2 separate regions of the Homo sapiens genome follow, and region 1 is linked to region 2. Evidence: chromatin loops called from intact Hi-C (ENCODE). Cell type or tissue: gastrocnemius medialis. All regions are shown on one strand. Links, peaks and the distances in the headings refer to the core of each region. The heading gives the core; the rest is flanking DNA.

Region 1 (8,654 bases), core at 2,115-7,114, 640 kb after region 2:
CAAAGCTTGTTTGTATGCCTTCTTTCTAAAGGCCACATATATGACACTCTTTCAAGTAAAATCTACTACAAGAAAATAAAGGGAGGGAAAGGCACTTGCCTGTCCTCAGTCACCTCCTGGCCCTGTTCTCCCAAACTGTTATCTCCTTGATAAGCAGTGGTGCTCTCAGGTGCTTTCATATTCTCAATGCTCCAGCAGGAGTGATGACTGAGAGGCCCCCAGGCACCTCGAACCAATGCTGTCACTTCTAGTCACTGCTAGGCCCAGCTAATGCCATGCCTGTCATGACAAGCACCAGCCACCTAAAGGCACCACACCTCTGCCTCGACAAAACATACCTCTGAAAAAAGTATGAGCCACAGAGGGAACCTGTTTCAGGGGTTGCCAAGGGAAGCCAAACTTGTCTATAAACAGCAGAGGCACAGTGAAAGAGAACCCAAAGCCACAGATACAAGAGGACTGTTAGCCTGGAGTGCAAATAATTGTTCTACTTCCTGTGCATAGATTGTTTGGGAGGGGAGGGGGAAAAGGACATACGAAGATACGGTTTGACCAGGCTAAACTGGGTTTAGTTGTCAGCCTAAACCTGCCATCTGGTGTTAAGATATAGCAGATCACACCCCAGATGTGTTCCTTCAAACAAATCACATCTTTTTTCTTACCCCTCTTTTTTTTTTCTTTCTGTAAAGAGAGAGGTGCCTGCCAAAGATACGAATCAGTGGAAGTTTACTTTATACTAAAAATTCTCGTTAATTTACTCAGCCGAATGAGGAGGTATGTCATTTATGCACTCACAGCCCAAATGCAACCACTTTTCAAAGATGGTACCTAGAGATGCTGAGCTGAAAATCATTTATTTTCTACTCATCAACCGTCAAAGTTGGGGCTATCCTTAGTCACCCAAAAGCCATTTCATCTGAAAATCAAAATTTATTTCAGTACAGTAGAGTTCTGAAATCCCTATTCTCCTCTTTATTTTTGTCTCAATATCTCATTCCACAATTGGGGTGGGGAAGGGTTATGCAGTGCTATCATTTGCACCTCATTACACTTGGGCTGGAGCTTTGAGAAAGCTGATATTCCCTCTAAATTTTTACAGATGCTTCTAGTTTACCAGTTCATGACTGCACTACTAGAAAAGACTTCCTGCCTCTAAACTGCTTGCTGGCATGTATGCTGAATTTCAAAATCCCTGAAAAAAGTAAACCTTTGTGGTGTTCTCTTAACTTTCTTCCTGGGGAGGAGGAGGAGGGGAGGGTCACCCAAACCAAGCAAAATCTTTTTCTCCTATGGAGTGAGACTAAAGCTCAGAAACATTCCCTCCTAACTACTGGCTCTTCATTTTGATTTGGAAATCACTTCACAAAAATGTTCATTAACTGAACGTTATTTGTGGAAGGTGTTTTTCATTAGAAATTATGATTGTGACATGTTCATTAAATTGTGAAAATAGTTCAACCACAGACAGTCTTTCACCTGAGCATAACTGTATTTTTTTTTTGCATGTGTCATTTGAAAAACACTTTGGACAGAGAGAAGGGACACTTTCTAAACTAGCAAACCCCTTTGTTTAATGGTTCCAGGGTTTTTCAAAGTTCAGGGCAGGTGACACTGGTCTGTTCCTAATCTTTACTGTGTTAGCAATGTTAAGGCTGATGACGAGGGACACAAATCCCCTGATGGAACTGAATGCATTCCAAGCTCCCCGACCCACTCAAAGCCATAATCCCCTGCAGCTGGATCTTACTTACCACCATGCACAGCTAACACATTTTTTAAAAGCTAGTCACTGGTGACAAATGTAAACTGGACACAACAGCCCCCCTTTCTCCTTACTTCACTCCCCCCCGCTCAATCTTCCCCCATAACCCAGAGACTTGCTGTTTCTGTGATGGATAGGACCTGCCTTTTAGAACCACCAAGCCTGTGCCATATAGCTCTGCTCTAAGTAACTAGAAGGTTTTAAAAGCATCTTCAGCTGTCAGACTGTAACAAAAACAACAAAAAAGTCATCCTTAACACAAACATTTCACAACTGAGAAAACCCTCTAAGTTGCGATTATCACTGCCATACGGAGGTCCACTATTTATTTAGCTCTCACATGCAGGAAAACTGTCTGGCACTCTTGCTGCTTGATTAAATTAAGCTGCTTGCCATATTCTTGGGTATAATAAATGCAAAAGAAAATTTTAAACTTGAGATTCTTTTCTATCTTTTGGACTCTTTTACTTTTTACTTTTGGCAGAAAAATGACTGAAATATAGTAAACAAGTAGCCCTTTATGGAAGGCAAGCATGTTTTCACCATGGATTTTGATCATCTACTTAGAAAGGGAAACCCCAATAACCCAAGTGGACAATAGCTCTGTGCTGGATCAAGTCTCCAAATCCAGGGCAACAAACTATGGAAAATAGCCTAAAGACAGATGAAATGATGGATGGATAGATGGATGGATGGATGATCGATGGATGGATGAATACACAGAGCTATCTAAATAAGAAAAAAATTTTCTAAATGCTATCAAAATTCCATATAATACAGATGACAGATTTTGATGAAGGGACAAGCTATCCACTTCACCTGATGCAGAAAAACCAAAGGTTAATGTATGTAACTTTTTTGGTTTATTCCAGTTCCCAGATAACCAGCAATAAGTGCTATGATTTAAGCGATGTTACCAATTAGACTTGGAGATAGCTACCACAGCACTGACTATAATGCTTACATTGCATTAGGTTTAATTACTGTAAAGTTACATCTGGAGAGGAAAACATAATTTTATAACCACTCTCAGCATTCTAACTTGTGCTCAGTCTCTGCACGATACATATTTGCCCAAGTAATTGAAGCCCTACAAGGCACCACAGTTAATAATGTGTAACTAGGAGAAACACATGGAAAAGCGACAAGCAGGTCTCTGTGAATTAAATTCACATGTAATTATGTGACCTTTCAGTGTTCTTCTAGTCTTCCTGAGAGCAGGTACTCCAGAGCAGCTGCGACCAGCCTCAGTGGGACCCACTGAACAGGAATTTGACTGAGAGTGGAGGAAAGAGGTATTGTACTGATGGAGAAAGATGAAGACAATTGCTTGGGTGAGTCCAGCTCTGATTCTCCTACTTGTCACTCATTGTCATATTCCTAGAATCCGGAGAACTCAGTCAACACATGAGTAATTCGATCAAAAAGGAAAACTATAAACTTTGTTGTTCATGGTGACTTAAGTGCATTGGGTCTCAACCTAAAAATGGGGTGCGTGCAAAGGAGTGGAATTTGTGAGTACTGGTGAAAGAACAAGAAAAGGAGATTAAGAGATTCTATGTGCACACGTGTGTAAAAGAGTATCATGGTACATATGGGAAGAAGTGTGAAACATGTATAGCTGGCTACATTTTTCAAGACTGAATTACAGTACAGGAATACAAAAACAAAAAAGAAAATGGGCCCCTATAATTTATAAATCTCAGACTCATGATTAATGGCAACATGTATTTTGTTTGAATCCATATGATATGCCCATTCATCCAAAAAACATTTATTGAGGCATGTCTGTATTCTTCATAAAGTGATCAAAGATGGCAGTGCTTTATAGAATTACCTTATATATCCATTATAAACTGAAAGCAGTATTTCTACTACTAACACTAAATGATCTCAGGTCTAAATTTCCATGTCTGCAATGATATGTTCACACTATAAAGTCATCCAAAATCCTACACAAAATGTAAAAAGTACCTCAGGAAAAAAATTGACAGACATAACCAGACATCTGCATGCTACTTAAAATGTGATAAAAATGGAGTAGCTTAATCAAATCTTTTAATACCAAAATATTCTATAACTGTGCCCAAAAAAAAATCACAGGTTCAAATAAATTTGTAACTAATCCAGTGAGAAATACTGATTATATTTTATAGAAAAACCACAGCAAACAACACATTATATTTACCTGAACTTCCAGGTATCAATTCATAATACTTACAAAACCCTAACTGAAAATGCTTAGTCTTGAGTAAGCATAAACCCTTCCCATGAAATGAATATAAAATTAATACTGTCTCTTTAAGTTACAGGACCTGCTATAGTTAGGTAGTATGAAGCCAAGAATACGTTCTGAAGCTTAACTCTCAGGAGCAAACATTTTCTACTTGTGAAGTAAACTCTGTTGAAAGACAGCAGACTACGGTCCCACCAGTAAAAACAGGAAAGTTTTCAGCCAGTGACAGCTTTGCCTACAGAGAAAAAAAAAGTGTCACAGACTCACTTTATTAAACCATATGCTCATTGCCCTGTGAAGAAAGCAGGGTCACTAATTAGTTCATTCTGTGAAAGAAGCCCTTCCTGATCCCGTTGACTTTTGTCCCCCTGGTTAGCTCCAGCTATTTCTGTCATGCAACTTGAAAATCACTGGAGGGAGGAAGATCGCCATAACAACCGCTGAAATGATCTTGTGGAATGTGTCTAGTGGCACTGGAATAACCTGAATATGTGCTCCAGATGTGTCGGCTGTCAGGAAAAAAGTAAACACATCTGATGGACAGCGTATGACTAGATGGCCCCGAAGCGACTCCAGAGGCTGGGGCGCGGGGGAGAGGCCGCATGTGTGAGCAGGGGGGCGGCGGGGTGGGCTGGGCAGAGCAGAAGGGAGGCGAGCCAGGAGCCGGCACGAGGCACCAGGGGACCTGGGGCCTGGGGCGGCCTGGGAGGACTGAGCGCGACTGTTCCGCCCGCGTCCCTCCCCTGAGTGGCCTCTGCGGGACTGCAGCGGCCTCTGCGAATTTCCGTCTGGCACGGACTTGTGAGCATTAGGGAGCAAACTACAACATGAATGCTGAGGAAGGGTAGAAGAGAGGAGCGGGCTCAAAACGCTTTCTGTCTTAAATATTAATGGCAACATGTTTTTAAAGCATTCTATCTTCAGGGTAGGGCTGTCTCCTGGCCCCTACTCACCCTTTACCAAATGAATGGTTTTGCTTTTTTGTTCCATATGCATACTCAAGCACTCTTTTTATTAGGTGACTGGGTGATTACATTCCTGATCCGAATATGTTGTCTTTTTTGATGGTGGTGGTGTTCCGCAGACTTTCACAAGTTGGACAAGTGGGTTGGTTCCCTAACCCAAAACATTTTTTAAAAATATTTTTCTAATAAAATACATAGAAATGACTAGAAAACACGATATAGGCCAAAACACATTCTCACCTTAGTTCCTATTCTCAGGGGTGTTTGCAAAGAGGAGGATTTAGATCTATGCCCAGTGCTAACATTCACAAACAAAACGGCAATTCTACAAACATCTTAACGCACAGTAGGCACTTGTTAAATATTTGCTGATCAAAATATTTTTAATGTACAAAATTCAACTACAAATGCTACTTGGGTTCTACATATAAACAGTGGCAGGGATTACTTAAAAAAATAAGTAACCAAGCTTAAAAATACTTAAGAAAAATAAATAGGAAGTTTATTTCCCCAGGGGAACAGAAATGCCCCCCTAAAGAAAATAGAAAACACTATATTCACACTATAGGACACAAACCACCTACTTGTGCATGAATCCACCACATTTTAATGCCTATTTCTACTCCAATCATTTGTAGAATGGGCCTTACTTAAGTTTTAGAGACTATGTATAAAAATATTCACTACATTTCTGCTATAAATGCTTATATCTGTGAAAAGCCTAGAAGGTCTGTAAAGAAATTTACAATCTATGTGAAAAGCTTTTGAAACAACATATTCCATATTTTCTTTCAAAAACTCCACACAATTATATTTCAATAAAATATCTAACGGTTTTCCAACATGGTATAAACAAAAAACAAAACTGCATTGGAGGGCAATTATCTCTATAACATACACAGTTATCAGCTTGGCTAAGGCAAGGCAGTATTCACCTAGTATAGCTGTCCCTCAGTATCAGGGTGGTACGGAATGGTTGCAGGTCCCTCTGAGGATAGCAAAATCTTCGAACGCTCAAATCCCTTAAAAATTGGTGTAGCATTTGCATATAACCTACACACATCCTCTTATACTTGAAATCATCCCTAGATTACTAATACAATGTAAATGCTACGTAAATATTTGATATACTATACTGTGTAGGCAGTAATGACAAGAAAATATTCTATACTGAAACATCAGCAACGATGTAACATTTTCTGGATTTTTTCGCATTATTTTTGATCCACGGTTGGTTGAATCTGCGGGCGCAGAAACCATGGATACAGAAGGCCAACTGTATTTTCATTCAAGGTGATTGCCAACTTACAAATCTTGTTTCCATTTCTAAGTATCTAAGTACATTTTTCTCCTTTGATAAAACTCATTTAGTGACTCAGATTCTGAAAGTAGATCACCAAAGGGAAACAGAAAAAAGAAAAACATGAAAAATTATTATTTGAGAGCAGGAAATGGAAGAAATCTTCAACTTACTCTTTACTCTGTAATTCACACATTTAACCTGGCAGAGGAATACCCTAAGGATTCTTGGAGGCTGAAAGACTTAAAATTTGAGGAATGAAAGAATAGCAAGGGTGAATGGCACTGCTTCTGCCTTCTAGAAATTGGATTCCACTGGCAGCTGGCTGAATGAAGCCAGTAACAGATTCATGGTCGTGGAAAATGTTTCATCCTCTCAACGAAAACGTCATTATTTCCTCGTAACAGAAACTGTACTTCCTGACAAGTTAGACAACCTAAAACAATCAGTGTCAAGGTCCAATATATAAAATCTGTTGGCAACCTACAAAAAAGAAATAATCTGTGTATTTGCAATTATTTGCAGAGCCTACTTTATTATTATTCCAGTCTAATCTACCTCCACTCCCAAATTAAAAGACTTCAAAGGGGCTAACAGATTTCCAAATAAAATGCCAAACATTTAAGCCAAAATTATCAATGTGCACATTTGCACAATGAAGTGCCAAATGTCTAAAAGATGGATGAGCTTCAATGACCATTTTCATTCACCTTGATCTTGGCATTCAACCAATAAGTAAAGAGTTCACGTATATTCAAAGAACTGGAATATATCTGTATTCACTTGTGTGACATTTACTTATTTAAAATTTCTTAAACAGAACTTGCAGCTAACTTTTATGAGAAAAATGGCAAATAATGCGTTGACTCTCATGTCAAATTCAAAATAATGGTTTTTCAGTGAGAGGTTTTCTTGTTTGTTTTTTGGGCTTTTTGGGGGTGGTGCAATGTTGGTTATTAACAGCATCACAAGGTTAGAATGAAATTAAACCTGGAGTCAGCATAGGAAGTATTCAAGTTCCAAGAGTTATAAGATACCCATATGAACAGATTTGGTGGTTGAACTCGACACACTTCTGTCCTTAATCTACTGTGTGTTTTAAAAACTCAATCAAGTGCTCCTGGGTTATGGTTCCTCAAGCCACCAACTTTTCTTAGACAATGTCACACCAATTGCATCAAGCTCCATAGAGACTCTCCCTAATGCTTTTCTGTTTTACTCCACTGAGCAAATAATGGCAATGGTTATAACATGCACAGGCTATTAGATTTGCACTCCTATCAACCAAGATCTAGGAAACTTTGAAGAGTTTACCCATAATTTTTTGACCTTATCTACAGGTTTACAGACCAGCCATAACTATGAAGTTAAAGAAAGCCAGAAAAGTTGAATCCTCAAGCAAAACAAAACAAAAACTAATAGGACAATCAGCAAGCCAATCTATTAGAATTCCAGCTGGCTATGAGTAAAATACTGCAATGCAGCTTCCTGGATGTAGGATATTTCAACGGTCCATTTAGTAGGTTTCATTCATGCGCCCTTATTAAAACTACAAGGTAGTCTTCAAAGGAAAAATATGAAACTATTACATGTAGTTAAATACCAGTAGAAGAGAAAATCTAGAAGGTTCTTTGACGTCATCAGTCATGTGTCATGTTATCAAGGGAAAAGAAGCCATGAAGCACAGAATTCCAGAGAAAACCAGGCAATCTGTGAAACAGAACAGAGAACACAATATGTTTTGCCCAGTTTTAGAGGCCTAGAAGAGTTCCTTTCAAGAACATAGCTACAAGACTTGATCTGCTTACTATCATGTCATCAGTGTAGGCAATAGATGACATTAATTTCTGAAGACCTCCACCCCACTCGTGTCCTGACTGTAAAACAAGTGAATCAACGAATCCGAACCCAAGTTCTATAATAAACACAGAATATTCTCTCAAGGGTCTGTGAAATCCTCAAGACAAAACATACAGCACGTTAATTCCCAAAATACATATTTTTCCATATAGCATTTAGAGGTAGAAGGAGAACAAAGTGGTAAGAGCTGAACAAAACCTGAGAAAAGTCCCTGAATCCAAATTCCTTTTTTTTTTCTTTTTTTGAGATGGAGTCTCGCTCTGTCACCAGGCCGGAGTGCAGTGGCGCGATCTCGGCTTACTGCAACCCCCGCCCACTGGGTTCAAGCGATTCTCCTGCCTCAGCCTGCCGAGTAGCTGGGACTACAGGCACGCACCACCATAACCAGCTAATTTTTCTATTTTTAGTAGAGACGAGGTTTCACCATGTTGGCCAGGATAGTCTCAATCTCTTGACCTGGTGATCCGCCTGCCTTGACCTCCCAAAGTGCTGGGATTACAGGTGTAAGCCCCCCCGCCCTACCCAAATTCC
Region 2 (8,654 bases), core at 2,178-7,177:
ATTTGACATTAGGTATATCTCCTAATGCTATCCCTCCCCCCTCCCCCCACCCCACAACAGGCCCCGGTGTGTGATGTTCCCCTTCCTGTGTCCATGTGATCTCATTGTTCAGTTCCCACCTATGAGTGAGAACATGCGGTGTTTGGTTTTTTGTCCTTGCGATAGTTTGCTGAGAATCGTGGTTTCCAACTTCATCCATGTCCCTACAAAGGACATGAACTCATCATTTTTTATGGCTGCATGGTATTCCATGGTGTATATGTGCCGCATTTTCTTAATCCAGTCTATCATTGTTGGACATTTGGGTTGGTTCCAAGTCTTTGCTATTGTGAATAGTGCCTCAATAAACATATGTGTGCATGTGTCTTTATAGCAGCATGATTTATAATCCTTTGGGTATATACCCAGTAATGCGATGGCTGGGTCAAATGGTATTTCTAGTTCTAGATCACTGAGAATCGCCACACTGACTTCCACAATGGTGGAACTAGTTAACAGTCCCACCAACAGTGTAAAAGTGTTCCTATTTCTCCACATCCTTTCCAGCACCTGTTGTTTCCTGACTTTTTAGTGATCGCCATTCTAACTGGTGTGAGATGGTATCTCATTGTGGTTTTGATTTGCATTTCTCTGATGGCCAGTGATGGTGAGCATTTTTTCATGTGTCGTTTGGCTGCATAAATGTCTTCTTTTGAGAAGTGTCTGTTCATATCCTTCACCCACTTTTTGATGGGGTTGTTTGTTTTTTTCTTGTAAATTTGTTTGAGTTCATTGTAGATTCTGGATATTAGCCCTTTGTCAGATGAGTAGATTGCAAAAATTTTCTCCCATTCTGTAGGTTGCCTGTTCACTCTGATGGTAGTTTCTTTTGCTGTGCAGAAGCTCTTCAGTTTAATTAGATCCCATTTGTCAATTTTGGCTTTGGTTGCCATTGCTTTTGGTGTTTTAGACATGAAGTCCTTGCCCAGGCCTATGTCCTGAATGGTATTTCCTAGGTTTTCTTCTAGGGTTTTTATGGTTTTAGGTCTAACATGTAAGTCTTTAATCCATCTTGAATTCATTTTTGTATAAGGTGTAAGGAAGGGATCCAGTTTCAGCTTTCTACATATGGCTAGCCAGTTTTCCCAGCACCATTTATTAAATAGGGAATCCTTGCCCCATTTCTTGTTTTTGTCAGGTTTGTCAAAGATCAGGTAGTTGTAGATATGCAGCATTATTTCTGAGGGCTCTGTTCTGTTCCATTGGTCTATATATCTGTTTTGGTACCAGTACCATGCTGTTTTTGTTACTGTAGCCTTGTGGTATGGTTTGAAGTCAGGTAGCGTGATGCCTCCAGCTTTGTTCTTTTGGCTTAGGATTGACTTGGCAATGCGGGCCCTGTTTTGGTTCCATGTGAACTTTAAAGTAGTTTTTTCCAACTCTATGAAGAAAGTCATTGGTAGCTTGATGGGGATAGCATTGAATCTATAAATCACCTTGGGCAGTATGGCCATTTTCACGATATTGATTCTTCCCACCCATGAGCATGGAATGTTCTTCCATTTGTTTGTGTCCTCTTTCATTTCATTGAGCAGTGGTTTGTAGTTCTCCTTGAAGAGGTCCTTCACATCCCTTGTAAGTTGGATTCCTAGGTATTTTATTCTCTTTGAAGCAATTGTGAATGGGAGTTCACTCATGATTTGGCTCTCTGTTTGTCCGTTGTTGGTGTATAAGAATGCTTGTGATTTTTGCACATTGATTTAATATTTCTATCAAGACTCACTATCAAGAAGGCACTGCAGATTTTGTGGGTTCTTAAAGTCCGTGTTGTAAAGATAAATTAGGTATATGAGGTTGAGGGGGAAAACCAGGGCAAAAAATGTTTTCCTGTGGAAACCACCAAGCTTGCTCTGGGGGTTGAGTGTGGATGTCAACTTAGGAAATCATGGGTCTTCCAGGTTATTCCTGGAATGAGAAGACCTTCAAAGAGCAACACAGGGCCATTCCAGAGGACAGATGCCACCACAGACACTGTCTTGGGCCTTCTCTGACCCAGAGCTAGAAAGGCATCTATGAAAAAATTTCCCTCCTAATCAAAACCAGCTGCTGAGTAGGGTCTATGTGCAGTTTCCAGGGGCATTGCTTCCTATAGGAGCACTGAAGTATCACTTGAATGCTAAACCTTACTAGAAATGTAACAAGATGAGAAAAGTTGCATTCATCAAAAGTACATGTGTAGATGGAATATTTCAATTAAATGTTCTTTGCAGTGGGTTGGGCTTTCACAATACTTGCATGTCTTTTCATCTTCAAAGGAAATCAGGTCTAGTTTGCTGCAGAGCTTTTGTTTATTTGAGTGGCATATGCAAATTTGAGGCAGAGCAGAATTGTTAGAAGAGCAAAGGAAAGACCTATCACTTTTCTTAACTGTCTTCTTTCTCTTTCCCTTACTCCTCCACAAAAATGTTGAACAGATATTTAAAGAAAATCAATATGGAGGCATGTTCCATTATTAGGCTTCCTACTAAGACCATCATGTCAGCATCTGGCTTTGTTCCTAATGCATTGATGGTTTAAAGCTCACTGGCCAACTTATCTTGTGACCCTAATCACCATGCTTTCTGCTATTGCACTGTTAATTATACTTCCATGAGAAAGTGGGAAAGAAAAAAGAAATAAGGAAGGGAATATAAAACAGTCAAGTATTCTACTTTTTGACAATTCTAACTTTTGAAAGAGGGGTAAAAATCAATGGAGAAGGTTGAAATGAATGTCTAAAATGAGGTTTAACACATGGGGGCCAGTTGGGGGGTGGGGGCGAGGGGAGGGAGAACATTGGGACAAATAGCTAATATATGCAGGGCTTAAAACCTAGATGACGGGTTGACAGGTGCAGCAAACCACCATGGCACACGTATACCTATGCAACAAATAGTTCTACACTTGTGTCCCAGAACTTGAAGTAAAATAAAAATACAAATGAGGTTTAAAAGTTGCCTATATCTGACTTTTAAAATCATGTACACTAAAAGGGATTTTCAAGAGGCTTTGCAGATGAGGAGGCATTGCAGATTTTCAAACTGACTGCAGGTCATGATGCTATTATAACATATAATAAAGCTAATCAATGAGGTACAGGAAAGGGTCCCTAAGACTGAAAAAGTATGAAGGATGTGTCTGGTCATCATGTCTTTTCCTTTCTCTTCCCTTTTTTTTTTTTTTTTTTTTTTTTTGAGACAGGGTCTCACTCTGTCACCCAGGCTGGAGTGCAGTGGTGCAATCCCAGCTCACTGCAGCCTTGACCTCCTGGGCTCAGGTGATCCTCTTACCTCAGTCTCCCTCATAGCTGTGACTACAGGTATGCACCACCACACCCGTCTGATTTCTGTATTTTTTTTAGAGATGGGGTTTCGCCATGTTGCCCAGGCTGGTTTCCAACACCTGGGCTCAAGTGATCCACCATCTCGGCCTCCCAGAGTGCTGGGATTCCAGGTGGGAGCCACTGTGCATGGCCCTGGTCATCATTTCTTTGTGTTCTCTTCTTCCTTTTACCTAATGAGAGATAGGGGAAGAGGACCCCAGGATTACTCAGGAAATAGCACAACCAGCCTGGGTTATGTACTTTTATTTGAGAGAGATTTATGTAGTGATTATTATATGTCAGATACTGTTCCAGCAGATTCTGAATACTAACCCATTTTATGACCATCACAACCCCATTAGGCAGGTACTGTTATTTCCATTTTATAGATGAGGCAACCAAGGCACACCACTAGTGCATGACAGCACTAGGGTGCATGCAGACAATCTGGCTCAGAATCCATGCTGTTAGCTACTAAGCCTGCCTGACCTCAGAGCTTTGCTCTTTAAATTTTTCCAGAAATCTTTACTGAAATCCCCGGTGATCTGCCTAAACTAATGAACGTACAGAGATCTGGTGCCAGTGGGAGCACAGAGACTTTGCTGTCTGGGAAGTGGTCCCTGGAAGGGCCTTCAGGATGGAACAATAGAGCAACAGAATGACTCCCAGAGGAAATTTCCCAAGTTTCACACAACTTGGGAGCAGAGGGAGGAAGGCGGGGAGGGTGAGTCTGTGGCTGGAAGATGCAGTCCATATGGGATTACATGAAGACATCTGTATATATGTGTTTGGAGGTCTGTGTACATGTGGTTCTGGTTGGGTGTCCCTGTGTGTGAAAGTGTTCATGCATTTATGTTTTAATACCCACCATATGCATGTGCGTGTGTGTGTGTGTGCATGTATGTGTTTGTATATACATCCATGGGCTTGTTAATATACATGAAAGGTGCAAGAATAGCCTCCTTGTAAAGTGACTTGGTTTCTGTCTTAGTGAATTCAAATTCACATCCAGGAATTCTAAAATCAACAATTTTTATTTTTCCTGAAAGGGCCATTATTTGCTTAGAAGTCCATAGGATGAGCAATACATTTGGCATTCTTCTCTTATCTTTAGTGAAGCTGAGGCCCAGTTGGAGACGAACACAGAGTCCCCTGGTATGCAGGCTCTCTGAGCCAGAGCCCATTCCTGTGGGCAGCCAGGACCTGTCCCTGGGGCTCATAGACATTAGCCATCCAGCTGTCAAATAGAGATATGGAAGGACCTTCCAGGTTCCATTTTTCCAAACCTTTAAATCTTAAGATCCCATCCAAGGCCAGCCCTGCTGACCCCAGCAACACTGTTTATTCAAGGGCTTTTCAGGGAGCCACTGCCTACACTGACAGGGACAAGGAGGCACAGCATAATTGCTATCTGTTGCTGCTGCTGCTGCTGCAGTTTTAGCACAAACTGTGAGCACGTCTGTGGGCATTTGTCTGTCTGCAGAGAGGTCAGTCCAGACTTCTCTCACCGGAAGGCGATGGCTGGAGTGCTATTCCTAAGGAAGCAAAGAACGAGGGGTGGAGAGAGTCGTCCCCGGAATTGCATGGCTTGGGGCTTGGTCCAGATTGCGTGGCGAGGAGGGTAAGCAGGCCCAGCAGAGGGCGCCACCGCGCTGGCTCTCTTCTCCCGCGCAGTGCAGGCAACGGGGCGGTGTTCAGGAAGGCCAAGGAAGGATAGATTCTCGATACTGTACCCCCACCCCACCCGCCTCTGCCTCCCTCCTTCTCCTATCTCTTCTCTCCTCCCTGCCCCCTCCCTCCCTTCCCACCTCTCTCTCAGTCTTTCTTTCTTTCCATCTCTAGCCCCTCACCCCCCTCCCCAACTTGAGCAGGTCACCCCAGGGAACCTCAAGTCTAGTAACTGAGTGTTAATTATGTCTGAGTGGATTCTGGAGAAAAAGAAAACCATATACTGTATCAGCAGAGAAATGGTTTCACTGTGAGGAAACTAATGATGCTTTTATCAGGAACAATATAAAGATTGCTTTTTTACTAGTGTGTGTCCCATAGGGTTCAGGGCTATGAGATATTTCTGTATCTGGCTTTAGGTTCCTCTGAGCTTTTACATAATCAAATCAATAGAGCCATGATTCACCCTCTGGCAACAACTGCTCCCTGCAAGTTTGCTGTTGCATCTTTAGTGGCGAAAGAGAAAATAAATAAATATATGGAAAGGAACTTATTATGAATCTGTAAAAACATTGATTTGTTTCGTCTTCAGTCTTCCTTTTTAATTGCTTTGCATACACATGTACACACACACTGTGAGGGTCTAGGTTCACAGCCGGTCAGAGAATGAGGTGGCTGACGATTGCCCAGGTATTTGCCATTGTCTGATGGGAAGAGATGGGTTCTGTTGAGCAGAATCAGAGGTGGAGATGTGCTGCTTGCCTGTCCTCCCGTGTCTTTTTCAGACATTTTATTCATCTTCTCTCCCATCCCTGTGAATTCCCTACATTCCAGGCATGATTTTGGTTCTTCCCTTTCTCTTTGAGTTATATTGTTTTTATCAGAAATTTCCCTCCCCTCTGCCTGGCAGAAATGATCACCCTTGGACCTACATCTGTCCCCAGCAGCATCAGTGAGGCCGCAGACTTCTCACCCTCCCCAGCCCCCATTCTAAGAACAGCTGGTTAGGACCTCAGTGAGAATACAATATGGGAGTGGGCAGGAGCAGAGAGAGCAGATCTCACCATTTACTCTGGAGACACATCTTTCCTTCTCATTTCTCCTATCCCCAAACCTCCGAGTTCACGGAAAGAGAGCACCAGGAATAACTCCTAAAGTCTTTCAGGACACAGGCAGTTTGCCACTCCTTTCCCTCCTTTCTTTAAGTAAATAAGCAAAGGCATCTTTCAGGCTAAAACATGGGGGAGGATTCAGTGTTGTGCTACTGTGTCATCTACTTTTCACAGGCAAATTTAGATGACCAGGGCCTCAAAACACAGGTGTTTCAGTGTCACTTGCTGCTTTGCATTGACAAAGTCAACCGATAAAATAGGTATGTTCAGCTGGGCTTGGAGAAATAAAAACAGGGACTCACTGGCAGTCCAGCTGGTCACAGAGACAGGGAAAGGTTGTTTTGTATTTTCTACTCCAGTCCCCAACTTAGAGGCCTTGTTCATAGATAGGCTTCATTCTTCCCATCCTTCAGAAGCAGAAAAACATTAGAAGTAATAACAGAGACGAGGCAGGAAAGAAAAGCCACTTATGTAATCAGGTGTGCTGGGACCTGGGGATGACAGTGTCACAAAAATAAAATGGCTCCCTAATGATGACAGAGTCTTATTACCAAAGCCATGCTCCTGTGACAGTGCTGCCAGGCTCCTCTGAGAGGACAGCAATGACAGAATTCTTTAAGGACCTACTTTGGGTAAATATTTGTCCCTAAAGAACATCATCTTTGAGGACCCTCAATCCTATAATCTGGGAGTCCCAGGCATTTGGACAGATGGGATCCAGCTTGGGTTTCAGGAAAGAAAGGGACTTTCATACAGCGCTGGGGACTGTGATACCAGCAACACAGTGTATTAGCATACAAACAATTGCAATGGTGGCCATTTATTGAATATCTACCTTGTACCAAAGACTATGCCGGGAGCTTTGTGCAGACTATTGCATTAAGTTAACTTTCACCCTCAAGACAGTATAGCAAAGAAAGGCTTATTATTCCCATAATTGGGACTTGAGACTCAAAAAGATTACATAATTTGCTCAAGGCCACGGAATTGGTACAAGATTGAGCGGGGTTCCAACTAAGTCTCTTTGAGCCTCACATCTCCGGTCTTCCTGCCATGCCAGCATCATAGAAAGTGTTGAAAACATGCTAAGTTAACCTTGAATGGATCCTGGACAACTTTATTTAAAAATTATATAATTATGTACTTTAAAAACGTATTCAAAATCTTATTGTTACCACATTAAACCATGGATATTATTCTTAGAAAAAGGCTATTCTTTGGCTTAAAAAAAGGGAATCGCTATAAATCAAGTAAGTAAATATATTGAGATGATAGGGAGGATGGATACAGTAAAAATTATGAAGGAGATGAACAGATGACTGGAGGTTGGGGGATGCCACAGCCGGCTGTGCTGCCTTGAAGGGCAGTGAGAATGTTGTTAGTAGCTGCCTAGAATGTTGTGTAGAGAAGGAGTCTGAGGCCCCATGCATTGTCTGTTAGTGACGTCTGCCATGGCGCACGGGGAAGCACTGGAGGTTGCTGGGGGTAACAGCAAATTGTGAGGTCTCCTCGCTCTCTTGAATCAAGCCCAACATGCTCCTTTTTCAGAGGAGGAGGAAGCCCAGAGAAATGAACTGAACTTTTCAAATGTCTCAAGGCAATGATTCTACAACCAGTTGCCTCTTTCTAAGAGGCCCAAACATTTACTCGTGGTTCCCAGTCAATATATTTTGTCTTTTGGGGAGTGGGGATCATGGTTTTTAATAATTTCACCCAGTTTAGATTCTTTCCAGTAGAAAGGCAGACCTGGATTAGAATCCTGCCTTATTCCACGTGTGCTACAGGAAGTAACCGTGTCCCTTTTAACCTCTGAAGTTTCTTCCTCTGTGTAGTGGAGTACGTCACCATCACAGTGCTGTTGTGAGGGTTGAATGAAATAAACCACCTAGAGCATTGATTATGAAATGCAAAGTCGAAGTTCAAGAAATGGTGCCTAATGTTGTCTCTTTCCCTTGTCTACAAAATGGATACTTGTTACAAGCCTACCAGGTGCCTCAACCTTTAACCAGTAGGGTTTTCACTACCATGAAACAAGGGGCAATTCCATGTTCGACACATGCTCGGGAGGCTCTGCTGACTCTCCCAGGCCTTCATGGCCATCATCGTTGGGCATGCAGCCCACCACCCTCCCAGCACAGACACACAGATCCCGACCACACACTCCCAACCAGAAATATCCAAAAATACACTAAGAAAAATCCAATAATACTTACTTGAGGTTCTTAAACTCTTTCTTTGGGGGTAGATAGATACAAGGCAGTAAACCAGCATAGGGAAAGAAAAATAGCAAAAAACAAACAAACCAAAAAAACACCTAATAAAAAAATCCCATAGGAAGGAAATGGAACCCCCCCCCACCCACCCCAAAATGGATCTAAACTGTGTGGTTGCCGGAGCTGCTTTCCTGAAAAGAGGGCCAGAAACTGAGAGCATGGAGCGCTTAGACTGGAATTGTTTTCTAAACAGAATTTTTTAGGGTATATTTTTCACATATATTACCCTTTCTCAAAATGCCCTGGCCAAAAGTAGTAAAA

The links. Peaks named below come from ENCODE experiments on the same cell type or tissue, not always from the same donor. Only the 100,000 strongest peaks of a DNase experiment are listed, where the experiment ranks them.
Region 1: a loop joins it to region 2, with 3 times the contacts of the local background. A loop is called at or near these places in 5 of 110 quality-filtered maps.

What each region holds. Positions count from the first base shown.
Region 1 is chr9:16,824,378-16,833,031 of GRCh38, forward strand. The region is part of intron 1 of BNC2 (basonuclin zinc finger protein 2); the gene reads right to left. Among named protein-coding and RNA genes, the nearest start is that of BNC2, 42 kb to the right of the region's middle. RefSeq lists an enhancer at 4,501-4,670. In gastrocnemius medialis, for the core only: no CTCF peak of the experiment used is centred there; a DNase peak (open chromatin) is centred at 4,764; H3K4me3 peaks cover 952 bases; H3K27ac peaks cover 1,196 bases.
Region 2 is chr9:16,187,381-16,196,034 of GRCh38, forward strand. No RefSeq gene overlaps it. Among named protein-coding and RNA genes, the nearest start is that of LINC03041, 85 kb to the right of the region's middle. In gastrocnemius medialis, for the core only: a CTCF peak has its summit at 4,975 (motif pointing right); a DNase peak (open chromatin) is centred at 4,971.